Linked DNA regions of Homo sapiens: region 1 is linked to region 2. A link is a loop called in an ENCODE intact Hi-C map of the cell type or tissue named here. Cell type or tissue: B cell. All regions are shown on one strand. Links, peaks and the distances in the headings refer to the core of each region. The heading gives the core; the rest is flanking DNA. Region 1 overlaps EPCAM (epithelial cell adhesion molecule). Region 2 has its middle 14 kb from the start of MSH6.

What was found. Peaks named below come from ENCODE experiments on the same cell type or tissue, not always from the same donor. Only the 100,000 strongest peaks of a DNase experiment are listed, where the experiment ranks them.
Region 1: it touches region 2 in a loop (5-fold over the local background); 9 of 110 quality-filtered maps call a loop at or near these places.

What each region holds. Positions count from the first base shown.
Region 1 is chr2:47,383,426-47,391,753 of GRCh38, forward strand. It overlaps EPCAM (epithelial cell adhesion molecule), which reads left to right. Exons shown (of 9, transcript NM_002354.3): 8 at 1,741-1,785; 9 at 3,147-3,595. The coding sequence ends at 3,188. Among named protein-coding and RNA genes, the nearest start is that of MIR559, 9.9 kb to the left of the region's middle. In B cell, for the core only: CTCF peaks have their summits at 5,055 (motif pointing left) and 5,254; a DNase peak (open chromatin) is centred at 5,026.
Region 2 is chr2:47,764,876-47,773,203 of GRCh38, forward strand. No RefSeq gene overlaps it. Among named protein-coding and RNA genes, the nearest start is that of MSH6, 14 kb to the right of the region's middle. In B cell, for the core only: CTCF peaks have their summits at 3,197 (motif pointing left) and 3,401; a DNase peak (open chromatin) is centred at 3,206; H3K4me3 peaks cover 279 bases; H3K27me3 peaks cover 460 bases.

The sequences.
Region 1 (8,328 bases), core at 94-8,093, 380 kb before region 2:
CCCGAGTAGCCGGGACTACATGCAGAAGCCACCATGTCCAGCTAATTTTTGTATTTTTTGGTAGAGACAGGGTTTCACCATATTGGCCAGGCTGGTCTCGAACTCATCACCTCGTGATCCGCCTGCCTCGGCCTCTCAAAGTGCTAGGATTACAGGCATGAGCCACTGTGCCCGGCTTCTTCTTTTTTTTTTTTTTTTTTTTTTTTTTTTTTTTTTTTTTTTTTTTTGAGATGGAGTCTTGCTCTGTTGCCCAGGCTGGAGTGCAGTGGCACGATCTCGGCTCACTGCAACCTCCATCTCCCAGGTTCAAGCCATTTTCTTGCCTCAGCTTCCCAAGTAGCTGGGACTACAGGCGTGCACCACCATACCTGGCTAATTTTTTTGTATTTCTAGTAGAGATAGGGTTTCACCATGTTGGCCAGGCTGATCTCGAAATCCTGATGTCAGGTGATCTGCTCACTTCGGCCTCCCAAAGTGCTGTGATTATAGGCGTGAACCACCATGCCTGGCCTAAACTGTTAAATTTCTTTAAAGATTATTCATTGTTTCCTTTTTTTCTTTCTCTTTCTTTTCTGTTGTCCCATTGGATCCAGCATTGTTTTTGATTTTGATTTTTGTTTGTTTGTTTCACTTGTCGTGGTAGACTTTTTTTTGTTTAGTAGTGAAAGTTTTTATTTTATTTTATTTATTTATGGAGACAGAGTCTCCTTCTGTTGCCCAGGCTGGAGTGCAATGGTGCATGATCTTGGCTCACTGCAACCTCTGCCCCCCAGGTTCAAGCTATTCTCCTGCCTCAGCCTCCCGAGTAGATGGGATTACAGGCGCCTGCCACCACGCCTGGCTAATTTTTGTATCTTTAGTAGAGATGAGGTTTCACAATATTGGCCAGGCTGGTCTTGAACTCCTGACCTAAAGTGATCCACCCACCTCAGCCTCTGAAAGTGGTAAGATTACAGGCATGAGCCATCATGCCTGACCTATTTTATTTTATTTTAATTTTTTTTTAGAGATGGAGTCCCACTCTGTCGCCCAGGCTGGAGTGCAATGGCGCCATCTCGGCTCACTGCAACCTCTGCCTCTCGGGTTCAAGTGATTTTCCTGCTTCAGTCTCCCAAGTAGCTGGGATTACAGGCGACCACCACCGCGCCTGGCTAATTTTTTTGTTTTTTTAGTAGAGTCGGGGGGTTTCATCATGTTGGCCAGGCTGGTCTTGACCTCCTGACCTCAAGTGATCCGCCCACCTCGGCCCCACAAAGTACCGGTGAGCCACCACGCCCAGCCCACCTTATTTATTTTTAAGAGACAGGGTCTTACTCTGTAGCCCAGGCTGGAGAGCAGTGATGCCATCTCCACTCACTGCAACCTCTGCCTCCTGGGTTCAAGCAATTCTGGTGCCTTAGCCTCCTGAGTAGCTGGGACTACAGGTGCGTGCCATGACACCTGGCTAATTTTTGTATTTGTAGTAGAGATGGGGTTTCACCGTGTTGGCTGGGCTGGTCTGAAACTCCTGACCTCAGATGATCTTCCCGCTTCGGCCTCCCAAAGTGCCGGGATTACAGGCATGAGCCACTCCACTGGTGTGAAATTTTTAATTTAAGAAGCAATAAATGTTTATGGATAGATGTTAAAATTAGTTTTTTTTCAGATCAAAATTATGTCCATTAAAAGCATATATGTCTGTTTAGATAATCTTTTTTTGAATAGCAGTCCTAAAACAATAGTTGTCTTTCTTCCACTCAGGTTATTTCCAGAAAGAAGAGAATGGCAAAGTATGAGAAGGCTGAGGTAAATGGATTACTTACCTAAATAGAAAGGCCCTGTTGAATCTCTTACTCCTAATCACTCTACCTTCCTACACACTGATGCATTTCAGTTATACTGGAGTCCCTTTATACTGTTGTCTTTAGGGTCTTAGGGACAGTCTTAGAATGTACTCTTACCTAAATATTCTTGCGTGAGTTCCATGGCAGATCACCATCTGTTTTCTGCCTCATAGAAGAGTGGAATGGGAAGCCTATGGTTTTTATTCTACAAAGAGTCAACATCTAACAGAATCTTCTGAAGGCATACTCCAGTGGATTCACCTTGGAGAAACTCATTGTGACTGATGATCTGATTTATTATCTCTATGCCAGTGAAATAATCATTTAATATGAACTTAATTTGTCATAATCTATTGTGTACTAACTAGTCTATACTAGTGTGACATCAAAGTGTCAGATTGTTAGTGTGTTTCAGTCCCTTGGAATTGAATATGAACACTTATCCTTGAACCCTATCAATAACATTTTTCACATATCTCAATTTTTGTGTGTCTTTGTAGTTGTATGTGGGCCACTTACTAATATTTTAGCAAGTAATAAAAATAGAAACGTAAAGGAATATTGGAAAAAGTCTAATGGAACCAGAAAGTTCTAGCATTTTTTTCCCATTCTGTAGTAGGTCATCTGGTTTATTTGGTTTGGTGACCGCAAGTCTAGAAGACTAACCCTGAATTGAATGGTAACAGACAGGCAGAATGACAATGTAGTGTTGCAGTGCAGAGCAGTACAGACCTGGGTTTGGCTGGGCAAAATTATATAACTTCTTTAAGCCTCCATGTTTCCTCATCTGTAAAATGAGGATAATAGATAGTATGGACCTGTTGCAAGGATTAAACATAATCAGTGTAAAGTGTTGGTCCCATGCTTGCCACATAAGAAAATATTTGTCAACAGAGTGGTAGTTGTCATTATCATTGTCTCAGTTTGCCTGTAACTAGTTGTGTGATCTGAGACAAACACTAATTTTGAACTTGAGTTTCCCCACATGTAAAATGAAAGATTGATAATAGAAAGTAAATCAATTTTTTCTAGCATTAAAAATAGTATGCATTTAATAAAAATCTTATTCTTAATGATCTAGCTTACCTCCAACTTGCCCTAGTCACTTTGGCGATCTTGTCTCTAAATAGAACCTTGAAAACACTTAAATGTGTGTTTCCTTGCAATATAACTTTTTCTTTTTTTATTTAAATAAGTCTTATAAATGTGGGAAAAAATTATCTTGTGTTCCTTTAATTTCATTTTTATTTAATACTATTTTCAGAATGAACAAAAGATTGAAAAATTATTTAGAATTTTTTTCTGTGCTTTTTCCTGTTTCAGATAAAGGAGATGGGTGAGATGCATAGGGAACTCAATGCATAACTATATAATTTGAAGATTATAGAAGAAGGGAAATAGCAAATGGACACAAATTACAAATGTGTGTGCGTGGGACGAAGACATCTTTGAAGGTCATGAGTTTGTTAGTTTAACATCATATATTTGTAATAGTGAAACCTGTACTCAAAATATAAGCAGCTTGAAACTGGCTTTACCAATCTTGAAATTTGACCACAAGTGTCTTATATATGCAGATCTAATGTAAAATCCAGAACTTGGACTCCATCGTTAAAATTATTTATGTGTAACATTCAAATGTGTGCATTAAATATGCTTCCACAGTAAAATCTGAAAAACTGATTTGTGATTGAAAGCTGCCTTTCTATTTACTTGAGTCTTGTACATACATACTTTTTTATGAGCTATGAAATAAAACATTTTAAACTGAATTTCTTAACTTTGACATTTCAAATTTCTTCTTCTTTTTCTTTTCTTTTTTTTTTTTTTTTGAGATGGAGTCCCACTCTGTTGCCAGGCTGGAGTGCAGTGGCACAATCTCGGCTCACTGCAACTTCTGCCTCCTAGGTTCAAGCGATTCTTCTGCCTCAGCCTCCCGAGTAGCTGACTACAGGCGCCCACCACCATTCCTGGCTAATTTTTGTATTTTTAGTAGAGACAAAGTTTCACCATATTGGCCACGCTAGTCTCGAACTCCTGACCTCACGATCCACCCACCTCTACCTCCCATAGTGCTGGGGTTACAGGCGTGAGCCACCGCGCCCGGCCTCTTTTTTTCTTTTTGTTTTGTTTTTTCTTTTTTTTTTTGAGACAGGATCTTGCTCTGTGGCCTAGGCTGGAGTGTAGTGGTGCGATCTCAGCTCACTGCAGGATTCAAGCGATTCTCCTGCCTCAGCCTACCAAGTAGCTAGGATTACAGGCTCCCACTACCATGCCCGGCTAATTTTTGTATTTTTAGTAGAGAAAAGGTTTCTTTTTCTTTTTTCTTTTCTTTTTTTCTTTTTTTTTTTTTGGGGGGGTGAGACAGAGCCTAACTCTGTTGCCCAGGCTGGAGTGCAGTGGCACAATCTCAGCTCACTGCAACTTCTGCCTCCTGGGTTCAAGCAATTCTCCTGCCTCAGCTTCCCAAGTAGCTGGGACTACAGATGTGCACCACCATGCCCGGATTATTTTTGTATTTGTAGTAGAGACAGAGTTTCGCCATGTTGGCCAGGCTGATCTCGAACTCCTGACCTCAAGTGATCCACCCACCTTGGTCTCCCAAAGTGCTGGGATTACATGTGTGAGCCACCATGCCTGGTCCTATTTACTCTTTGTTAAGTGGAAGTGGATCATCATAAAGGTCTTGATCCTCATAGTTTTCACTTTGAGTAGGCTGAGGAAGAGGAAGGGTTGGTCTTGCTGTCTCTGGGTCGCAGAGGCAGAAGAGGTGGAGGAGGTAGAAGGGAGGCAGGTGCACACTGGGTGTAACTTTTATTGAAAAAAAATGTGTTCAAATATACCCGCACAATTCAAACCCATGTTCAGGGTCAATTGTAGTTGTGACAGACCCAATGACCCACAGAGTCTAAAATGTTTATTGGAAATGTTTGCTGACCCCTGCTCTAGGATGCTGGGGGAAAGCTATTCCTAGGTAGGTGTCTCAGCAGACATGGAAAGCAGCCTATAATATTGCCCCAGCAGGTGGGGTATGGAACAGATGCTCAGGGAGGCTGCTGGCTGCTGTCCACTGCAGGCCCAGAAGCGTCCTGGAGAAGCCACCCCATGCTGCAAGAGCCAGATCATGGAGCAGCCCTGGATGCTGCAGGAGCCTGTCAAGCCAGGACACCAGAGCTAGGAAACAAAACCTTCCTTTTCAGTGCCTCTCTAGCACCCTCTGCTGACAGAGCTTCAGATCCATTTTCACAGAGAGGTGCAAAGGGTGAATTTGTTTTTTAGGTTTGTGTGTGTGGTTTTGTTTTTTTTTTTTTGAGACGGAGTTTTCACTCTTGTCTCCCAGGCTGGAGTGCAATGGCATGATCTCAGCTCACTGCAACCTCCACCTCCCAGGTTCAAGTGATTCTCCTGCCTCAGCCTCCCAAGTAGCTGAGATTATAGGCACCCACCACTATACTTGGCTAAAATTTTTTTTTGTATTTTTAGTAGAGACGGGGTTTCACCTTGTTGGCCCAGGCTGGTCTTGAACTCCTGACTTCAGGTGATTCACCTGGCCTGAATTTGAACTAAGAGGCAATAAGTTAATAACTGGCACACTCTTCAACCCATTGCCTTCTAGACGCTGTCCTGTCTCTTCTGAAGCTACTTTCGCTAAGGTCAACACTGACCTGCTAATTGCTAGTGATCCTCTTCCCCCGGTGTTGAATCATTTGCTTTCTCTGCAGCCTGTCACCAGGATGACTTCCCCATTCTCTACCCCACTGTGTTTTCTTTTTTTTCCTTTGGCTTCACTGGTATGAATCTCTCCTGATTTTTTCCCTCTTCTACTGATTGTGTAATACTGATGTTCCCAGGATTTGTCCTTAGTTCTATTTTTCCTCCCTTTTTCTTCCTGGAGGATTTCATCCACTTTCTTGCCTTTATTACCTTCTGTGAGGCTCAATGAGAACAGAAGCACCATCTCCATTTCTGTTCTTTTTTCCTGAGATCTATAGTAAAGTATGTATATTTCACATAACTAGTTTTTAATGATTTGATCATCTTCATCCACAAACATATTTTATGGCTTGTATTCTCAGAATCAATTGATGGCATTGCCATGAACCAAGTCCCAAATTCCTTCTCTTTTACTTCCTCCATTGTTTTAGTCACCAGAGCCTGTGATCCTCCCCGAGAAACAAATGCTCCTCTAATCTGCCTTCTCTTACACACTTTCCCTGGTCTCTTTATAAACAATCTACTCCCTCTCCAGCCCAAACCTCATATTGCTCCCAGGATTATTTGCCTAAAGTTGATCACAGCACTTTTTTACAACATAAGATGTACCCCTTTCCCCTGCCAGAGGGGCATATATAAAGCCTTTCAGTGTGGCCCTGTAGTGTGAACCTTTTCTCCTTTTGTCTGTCTGGCATCCCATTTCCTCTGCAATTTGGGAAGAATTGTCTGCATGTTTTGTAAGAGCCAGGTCTCTACCTCCCTCTTTAGAAGTTTAAGGGCAGAGATCCTCTCATGGCTCTCAGCATCCAGGGCACAGGCACCCCCACATAGTACTTGGAATCTTGTGATGGAAAGAAGTAAGAACAGTTGAGAAAACACCCATGGGCAGTGGTGGCATGTGACCAATGGCAGTTATAGGCATGTTGCAGTGGTGGCATCCCAGCCCTTGGTCATCTCTGCCCTACATGACCCTGTGGCCATCCAGCTGTGGTTGCTCTGCTTGGCCTCCCTTGGCTGCTGATTCCTCTCCCCTCCCATTGCCAATACCCTGCTCCAGAGCTTTATCACATGCCTGGATTAATTTAATTTCCGACTTTCCCAATACCAAATTCTCCCCACTCTCAATCCTTTCCCAACGTCATTCCCAGAATAACTAAAATCTAGTCACAGTCTACCTTATTTCTCACTGTACCTCCAATACATCAAATTTTCCTGCATTTAAGATTTCCCTTCCCATTCCTCCAATGTTCCTTCTTTCCTTGCTTCCTTCCTTCCTTCCTTCCTTCCTCCCTCCCTCCCTCCCTCCCTCCCTATCTTCCTTTCTTCCCTTCTTTTTTTCTTTTTTTCCCTGGACAGGTCTTGGTCTCTTGCCCAGTCTGGAGTGCAGTGGCACAAACACAGCTCACTGCAACCTCTACCTTCAGGGCTGAAGTGATCCTCCCGCCTCAGCCTTCTGAGTATATGTAGGATCACAGGTGTGCACCACCACGCCTGGCTAATTTTTTAAATTTTTTTTTTTTTTTTTTTGAGTCAGAGTCTTGCTCTGTAGCCCAGGCTGGAGTGCAGTGGTGCAATCTTGGCTCGCTGCAACCTCTGCCTTCTGGGTTCAAGCGATTCTTGAGCCTCAGCCTCCTGAGTAGCTGGGATTACAGGCGCCCTCCACCACACCCAGCTAATTTGTTGTATTTTTAGTAGAGATAGGGTTTCACCATGTTGGCCAGGCTGAAATAATTTTATAATTTTTTTGTAGAGACAGGGTCTCACTGTGTTGCCCAGGAGTCTCGAACTCCTGGACACAAACCATCCTCCTACCTTGGAGGATGCAATACTGAAGTGTTAGGATTACAGGCGTGAGCCACTGTGCCTGGCCCCTCTGTCCTTTTATACCTTGACTTGGGTTCTATCCTGCCTTTGCTTATGTTCTTTCTTAGGCTTGGGAAACCCTCTGCTTAGTCAAGGCCTAGCAGAAGATCTTCTTTTACAAATCCTTTCACCACTTTAACCTCATCTTTTTCTACTATCAACACTCACAGCACTTTTGGTAGATACACTTTCCCAATTCTTTCCTATCATCCTAAGACATGTTCCCCCTCCCTCATTAAAAATTCCCACTGAAGGCTGGGTGCTATGGCTCACGCCTGTAGTCCCAGCACTTTGGAGGCCGAGGCCAGCGGATCACCTGAGGTCAGGAGTTTGAGACCAGCCTGACCAACATGGAGAAACCCCGTCTCTACTAAAAATACAAAAAATTAGCTGGGCATGGTGGTGCATGCCTGTAATCCCAGCTACTCAGGAGGCAGAGGCAGGAGAATTGCTTGAACCTGGGAGGTGGAAGTTGCGATGAGCCAAGATCACGCCATCACACTCCAGCCTGGGCGACAGAGCAAGACTCCGTCTCAAAGAAAAAAAATTCCCACTGAAGGCGGGGTGTGGCAGCTCAAGTCTGTAATCCTAGCACTTTGGGAGGCTGAGGTGAGAGGACTGCTTGAGGCCAGGAGTTCTAGACCACCTGAGCAACATGACAAGATGCACCATCTCTAAAAAAATAAAAATAAAAATTCCCACTGATCTTAGCCCTCTAACAAGCTACCATTGCCATCTCTTTTTCCTTCTTATCAAACTTTATTTTTTATTTATTTTTGAAATGGGGTCTCAGCCTGTCGCCCAGGCTGGAGTGCAGTGGCGCAATCTTGGCTTATGGCAACCTCCTGAGATGGGATAATTCCCTTGACCTTGACCCCCTTCGTGGGCAGGAACTGGAGTGGCTCCTTTCAGCCCACTGCTGGCCACT
Region 2 (8,328 bases), core at 100-8,099:
TGTGCATTGCAGAATCTTTAACAGCATCCCTGGACTCTACTCAGTAGATGTGGGTAGCACCACCAGCACCATCCCAGTCTGACAACCTCAGATGTCTCCAAATGTCCCGGGAGAGGGGGGTGCATTTAGATTTTAATGTCTTTCAGGAAGTTCCTGGAATGAATAAAGTCATTTGCAACTTTTATCGTTCTTGCCAAGAGTTTCCTATAATAGTAAAATCACATTGATAAAAACAGTGGAAGAGTAAAGTAATGTTGATACAGACTACAAGCCTGGTTGGGGAAGATGGTTTAGGCTCGCACTCACACCCTCGGCTCAGCCTGCTGCCTTGCGTCTCCCAGTCCTGTGGGGTTTGGACTTCTGTCTCCTAGTCTCCTATTCATGGTCAGCTTTGTCCTAGAAGAGATTACATCTCTAAAGTCCACAACCAGGCTGGGCACCGGTGGCTCACGTCTGTAATCCCAGCATTTTGGGAGGCCGAGGCTGGCGGATCACTCGAGGTCAGGAGTTTGAGACCAGCCTGGCCAACATGGCAAAACCCTGCCTCTGTTAAAATACAAAAATTAGCCAGACACAGTGGTGTGTGCCTGTGTGTGCCCCAGCTACTTGGGAGGATGAGGCAGGAGAGTCGCCCGAACTTCTGAACTGCAAAGGCAGTTTCAGAAGTTATCCTAACCCATTTCTGTGCTGAAGCTCAGAAAAAAGGAGGACCACTCCTGCCACTCAGTGAATGTATTAAAGAAAAAAATGCTTCATGACACTCGTTGAAGATAGTTAGGCAAACTTTATTAAAGGAGGGACTAGGAAGATAGCTATAGAAACCACTGCAATGGGCTGCTGAAGTTGGGGAGAGATTGGGAGACTGAGCTCAACTCCAAACACAGCACTGCAAGTAGGAATGTATAGCCAAGGAGCAGTGGGGGGCAGAGGTGGGTGATGCATGGAAATTATTAAGAGGAAACATTGGGGGAAGGGGATATCCTGGCTAAACTGATCTGACAGGATTCTTGTTGAAGGCAAGCAGGGTGATCAGACATTACCCAGAGTGCGGCGGAGGATGAGGAACCTCATTAGATATTGTCAACCTAAAAGGAAGAGGCTGAGGCACAAAATATAAAGAGTTTACTTGAGCCAAACTGAGGACAGCTGCCTGGAAGACTCAGACCCAAGTAACCCTTGGATATGGGCTTTGTTTGATCTTTGTCACAAGCAAGTTTTTAAAGGCAAAAACGGAGGCTAGGGAGCAGGCTGATACAAAGTTGTTTGTGGGCCAGGCCCAGTGGCTCATGCCTGTAATCCCAGCACTTTGGGAGGCCGAGGAGGGCAGAACATCAGGTCAAGAGATCGAGACCATCCTGGCCAACACGGTGAAACCCCGTCTCTACTAAAAATACAAAAATTAGCTGGGCGTGCTGGTGCGCACCTGTAGCCCCAGCTACTCGGGGGGCCTGAGGCAGGAGAATCACCTGAACCCAGGAGGCGGAGGTTGCAGTGAGCCAAGATCACACCACTGCACTCTAGCCTGGTGACAGAGCAAGACACCGTCTCAAAAAAACAAAACAAAACAAAACAAAAAAACCCACAAAGTTGTTTGTCAGGAATTCTTCTCATTGGTTGACAGAAATAGCATTGATTAATGATTGGCTATACATTGTTAAGCTATAGGGCGTGGTAACAATGTCTAGGACGGCATTATTAGGTTAATTTATAGCTACTTATGGCAATAGCAAGCCGTTTCAAGAGATGAAGGCATAGCTCAAAGAGGGTAGTTAGGGCATGATTGCTTGTCTCATTTTAGAGTCTCTCTGGGAGTGATAATTTAAAAGAACTCACCTCCTAAAATAAAAGTGATCAGGGTCGGGCGCCGTGGCTCATGCCTGTAATTCCAGTACTTTGGGAGGCCGAGGCGGGTGGATCACCTGAGGTCAGGAGTTCGAGACCAGCGTGGCCAACATGGTGAAACCCCGTCTCTCCTAAAAATACAAAAATATTAACTGGGCCTGGTGGCGTGTGCCTGTAATCCCAGCTACTCGGAAGGCTGAGGCAGGAGAATCACTTGAACCTGGCAGGCGGAGGTTGCGGTGAGCCGAGATCTCGCCATTGCACTCCAGCCTGTGTGCAAAGAGGGAGATGCCATATCAAAAAAAATAAAAGTGATCAGATATTGGCCGGGCGCGGTGGTTTGTGCCTGTAATCCCAGCACTTTGGGAGGCTGAGGCAGGAGGATCACCTAAGGTTGGGAATTCCAGACCAGCATGGCCAACATGGTGAAATTCCATCTCTACTAAAAAAAAAAAAAAAAAAAATACAAAAATTAGCCTGGAATGGTGGCGCACGCCTGTAAACCCAGCTACTTCAGAGGCTGAGGCAGAATTGCTTGAGCCCCAGAGGTGGAGGTTGCAGTGAGCCAAGATCATGCCACTGCACTCCAGCCTGGGCAACAGAAGCGAAACTCTGTCTGAAAAAAAAAAAAAGTGATCAGATATCAAAGGTAGGGAATTCTTGCTCAACTGACTTAGGATTCTTGTAAAAATTGGATGATGCAAGCCGGGCACCATGGCCAAAGCAGAAGGATCATTTGAGGCCAGGAGTTTAAAACCAGCTTGGGCAACATAGTGAGACTCCCATCTCTACCAAAAAAAATATATTTTTTTAATTAGCTAGATGTAGTAATGTGAGCATTAGTCCTAGCTATTCGGGAGGCTGGGGTGGGAGGATCCCTTGAGCCCAGGGGTTTGAGGTTGCAGAGATAACACAGAAACCCAAAAGTCAAGCCTAGCTGGAAAAGAGCTCAGAAGTGCCTGAGTAGAGTTTGGTCAAGTAGAGAATTTTTGTCAAAAGTGAGGCTGGAATCCCAATGCAAAGGTCTGATTCCAAAATAGGGTCGCCAAATTTAGCAAAACTATTGCGCTGGACATAAGCTAAAAAAAAGTATACCTTTCCACAAAAGATGGTGGCCTAGGGAAAAAAATACTATTTGTTTATCTGAAATTCAAATTTAAGTACATGTCTCTTTTCAATACTCCTTCTCTGACCTTGCGTGGTGCTTGCCTTTGGGATTAGGGCGAGGGGTGTGGGGGTGCCGGCCACTGAACTGGAAGACCAGGGGCCAGACCCTGGAGCCCAGGGACAGTGGGAAGATGAAAGAGGGGCTGCAAAGCCCAGTCGCGCGAGCTTGTTCCGGCGCCTGGTCAAGAGTGCCCTCTGGTGGCCACACGGCGCCCTGCACCCGCAACCAGCGCAGCCCAAGCAGTGGGGACCCGGCCTCTGAGGCGGACACCTGTTCTTGGTTCTGACCTCTACTAAGAGCACAAGTCCGCCCCGGGACTGTAGAGAAGGAAGCCGGGAGGACAGGACAAGTTCAGAGCCACCTGGGATAGACTTTTCAAACCAGTTGTCTTAACTGGAGGCTCTGATCCGCTCCCTGCCAAGGGTCAGCCACTGTCTTGCCGGGGCGGCTGATCTGCAAGATCCTCATACCCCTGAATTTTCAAGGCCCGAAGGAGCAAACGGCTGATATCTGCTCTTCCTCAAACCTCTCGCTGCCCACCACCCTCCTGGCCCCTCTGCTCACTTCCAGGGTGTGGGAAGTCAAATCAAAACTGAGGGCAAGCCGCCGCAGTGGCACGTGCCTGTAGTCCCAGCCACACAGGAAGGAGTGGGAAAGAGGTGGGAATCGCTTGACCCCAGGACTTCCAGACTGCCCAGCGCTGTGATCAGGCCTGTGAACAGCTACTGTACTCCAGCCTGGGCAAAGCAGCAGGACCCTGTTTCTAAACAGGTGAATAAGTGAATTAATACAATTAAGAAAGAAAAAACGGCCAGGCGAGGTGGCTCACACCTGTAATCCCAGCACTTTGGGAAGCCTAGGTGGGCAGATCACAAGGTCAGGAGTTTGAGACCAGCCTGCACAACATAGCAAAACCCTGTCTCTACTAAAAATACGAAAATTAGCCTGGTGTGTTGGCATGCGCCTGTAGTCCCAGCTACCCGGGAAGCTGAGGCAGAAGAATCATTTGAATCCAGGAGGTGGAGGTTGCAGTGAGCCGAGATCGCGCCACTGCACTCCACCCTGGGCGACAGAGTGAGACTCTGTCTCAAAAAACACACACACACACAAAAACAGTCACATAGAAATGTGATTGGACAAAAGGGGGTGTGACCTAAGAGTAATAGATTAGGAGGAGCTCAGCTAGGCCTGTTTGTTCAAATTCTTTTGTGTCTCTGTATGATATTCCTTCTCTCTAGGTATGGGGTAGGACACCTGTCACAGGAGGATCTTCAAGGGAGAAGGGAGGAGGTCAGAGAGTGACCTTGCTAGTTTTTAGGGTTTGTTTCCAGGAAGAGGAGTTCTAGTTTCTCTGACCCACTTTAGGAGAGAAAGGCGAATGGGAGAAAGGAAGTCAGGAGTTCAGAGAAAACTTATTGCTTCTGCAGCCCTCTCAATCTCCTGAAGCTCAAAATACCCTGCATTCCAAGGTGCCATACTTTGGGGCATCATGTTCTGAGCCCAGTGGCAAACATGATCCACATGGGCCCTGTTTTCTTGGGGCTGTTGAGGAGACAGGGGTGGACATAAATCGTCACACAGGGCCGGGCACGGTGGCTCATGCCCGTAATCCTGGCACTTTGGGAGGCCGAGGTGGGCAGATTGCGTAAGCTCAGGAGTTCAAGACCAGCTTTGGGCAACATGGCAAAAACCCATCTCTACAAAAAATACAAAAATTAGTTCGGCATGGTGACGGGTCCCTGTAATTCCAGCTGCTCAGGAGGCTGAGGAAGAATTGCTTGAAACTGGGAGGCAGAGGTTGCAGTGAGCCAAGATCGCACCACTGCATTCCACTGGGTGACAAAGTGAGACCCTGTCTCAAATCAAAAACAAAAACAGTTACACAGCACAGAGTGCCAAAGAGGCATGTCCCACCTCCCACCCCAGGGCCTAAGGAAACCCACCTGCTGGCCCTTTCCTCTGAGAACTGCAGAGCCCAGAATCCTGTGGGATGCGCAGGCAGTCTTCCCAAGGGCCCTCCTGTATCAGCCGGCTTTTCACACTCTTTGTCTGTGTACTTGGTGCTAGACGCCTCACTGCCCATGCCAGCTTGGTTAGAACTCACCCTGCAGTCTCTGTGTATGGCCCAGGGCCCTGTAGAACTCTGAAGGCCCCACACGTGGTCCCTAGGATGCTCACCTCCCTTCTGCCCTCCCATATCCACTCACCCTGCAATGGTGTTGGGAAGTGGGACCTTTTGGGAGGCGTTTAGGCCATGAGGGCTTGGCCCTCCTGGATGGATCAATGATGATTGGATTTTTTTTTTTTTTTTGAGACGGAGTCTCACTCTGTCGCCCAGGCTGGAGAGCAGTGGCGTGATCTCGGCTCACTGCAAGCTCTGCCTCCTGGGTTCATGCCATTCTCCTGCCTCAGCCTCCCGAGTAGCTGGGACTACAGGCGCCCGCCACCATGCCCAGCTAATTTTTTGTATTTTTAGTAGAGACGGGGTTTCACCCTGTTAGCCAGGATGGTCTTGATCTCCTGACCTCATGATCCACCTGCCTCGACCTCCCAAAGTGCTGGGATTACAGGTGTGAGCCACTGCACCCAGCTATGATTGGATTATAAAAGGGCTTGACAGAGGGAATTCATCTCTTTTTGCTCTTCCACATTCCTTCATGTGAGGACAGTGTTCCTCCCTTGTGGAGGATGCAGTGTTCCAGGCACCATCTCAGAAGCAGAGATTGGACCTTCACCACACAATAAACCTGCTGCTGCCTTGACTTTGAACTTACCAGCCTCCAGAACTGTGAGGGATACATTTTAGCTCTTTATAAATTACTTAGTCTGTGGTATTCTGTCACAGTAGCATAAAATGGACTAAGACATAGTGGCCTAAAATAATAATATTTATTGTTGTGCATAATTCTGTAGGTTGGCTTTACGGTTCCTCTGGTCTCAGGTTGGTTTGTTTGTTTTTTTGAGATGGAGTCTCCCTCTGTCACCCAGGCCGGAGTGCAGTGGCGTGGTCTCGGCTCACTGCAACCTCCGCCTCCCAAGCTCAGGTGATTCTTGTTCCTCAGGCTCCCTAGTAGCTGGGACTACAGGTGCCTGCCACCACACCTGACTAATTTTTTGTTTTTGTTTTTTTGATACAGAGTCTCATTCTGTCACCCAGGCTGGAGTGCAGTGGTGCAATCTCAGCTCACTGCAACCTCCGCCTCCAAGGTTCAGGCGATTCTGGTAATTTTTGTATTTTTTAGTAGAGACGGGGTTTTGCCATGTTGGCCAGGCTGGTCTGGAACTCCTGGCCTCAAGTGATCCTCCTTCTTCAGCTTCCCAAAGTGCTGGGATCACAGGTGTGAGCTACCACACCCAGCTGTCAGGTTTCTTATTTATGTGTCTCAGCTGCAGGTCAGGCAGATGGCTCTGCTGATCTTGGTTGGGCTCCTTCACACATCTGAGGGTCAGCTACTCTGGATGTGCTCTGCTAGGCTGACTCAGATCTCCTCCACATTCCTCTCCCATTCCTCATCCTTCCAGCAGACTAGCTGGTGTGCTCTCATGACAGTGGCAGGAGGCCAAGAAAAAACAAGCCCAATTGTGTGGGAAGGCAAGAGGAAGCTCCCATGTGCTTTTCAAACCTCTGCTAACATCTTATTGGCCAAAGCAAGTCACATGGTGAGCCAGAGACAAAGTGGGAGGGACTTACAAAATTACAGGAAGAAAGAAGGCTATTGAATTGGGGGCCATTAAGGCGATGAGCTTGCCATAAGGGCTAAATATACACAGGCATTGTTCTTGAGTGTTGAGTGTACAGTGGTAAACAAGCCTTTAACACCTGAAGTGCAGTGGAGAAGAGCAATACATAAATAACTAAGCAAAATTAGGAAGTTGATTCCATGAACTTGTGGACCAAGTGATTGGTGCACAGATGAGAGTAACAAGTGAGGCTGGGCCGGGTAGCTCACGCCTGTATTCCCAGCACTTTGGGAGGCCAAGGCGGTGGATCACATGAGGTCAGGATTTGCAGACCAGCCTGGCCAACATGGTGAAACCCCGTCTCTACTACAAATAGAAAAATTAGCTGGGCATAGTGGTGGGTGCCTGTAATCCCAGCTACTAGGGAGGCTTAGGCAGGAGAATCACTTTAACCCAGGAGGCGGAGGTTGCAGTGAGCCAAGATTGTGCCACTGCACTCCAGCCTGGTCGACAGAGTGAGACTGTGCCTCAAAAAAAAAAAAAAAAAAAAAAAAAGGGAGCAACAAGGGAGACTTACTTTAGATTGCCGAAGACGTGAAGGATGAGAAGGAGCCAGCAATGTAAAGTCGGGGACAGAGAGCACTGGACAGAGGGCAAAGCCAGTGCAGAGGCTCTGAGATGGGAAAGAGGCTCTGAGCCTGGCCAGAGTACCATGAATGAGGAAAGTGAAGGCATAAAATAAGACTGGAGAAGTAACAGGGACCAGCAGTAAGGCGTTTGGATTGTATTCCTTATGTGATGGGTGGGAATCCACTGGGAAGTTCTAATGGGAGAGGCAAGTGACACCATCTGATGTGTGCTCTGGCTGTTGTACAGAAGATGGATGAAGGCTGGGTGTGGTGGCTCATACTTGTAATCCTAGCACTTTGGAAGGCCAAGGTTGGAGGATCGCTTGAGCCCAGGAGTTCGAGATCAGCCTGGGCAACATAGTGAGACCCTGCTTCTACAAAGAATTTAAAACCTAGCCAGGCATGGTGGCTTGTGCCTGTAGTGCCACTACTTGGGAGGCTGAGACAGGAGGAATGCTTGAGCCAGGAGTTTGAGGCTATAGTGAGCTATGATTGCACCAGCCTAGGCAACAGAGTGTGACCACATCTCTAAAAAAAATTAAAGATTAAAAAAAGAGCCAGGCGTGGTGGCTCATGCCTGTAATCCCAGCACTTGGGGAGGCCGAAGTGGGTGGATCACTTAAGGTCAGGAGTTCGAGACCATCCTGGTGAAACCAACATGGTGAAACCCCATCTCTACTAAAAATAGAAAAATACAATCCCAGCTACTTGGGAGGCTGAGGCAGAAGAACTGCTTGAACCCAGGAGGCAGAAGTTGTAGTGAGCCGAGATCGCGCCATTGCAATCCAGCCTGGGCAACAAGAGCAAAACTTAGTCTCAAGAGGAAAAAAAAAAAAAGGAAATGGAGGAATGTTAGGAAGATGATAGCAAAAGCAGAGATCCATATTAGGAGGATTCTGTGAGTAATGGGGAGAAGAAGAGGAGACAGTTTTGTTCCATGTGTGGAGGTGGAACTGGCAGACATTGCTGAGGCTTTGCATGTGAAGGGCAAGGGAGAGGAGGTATCAA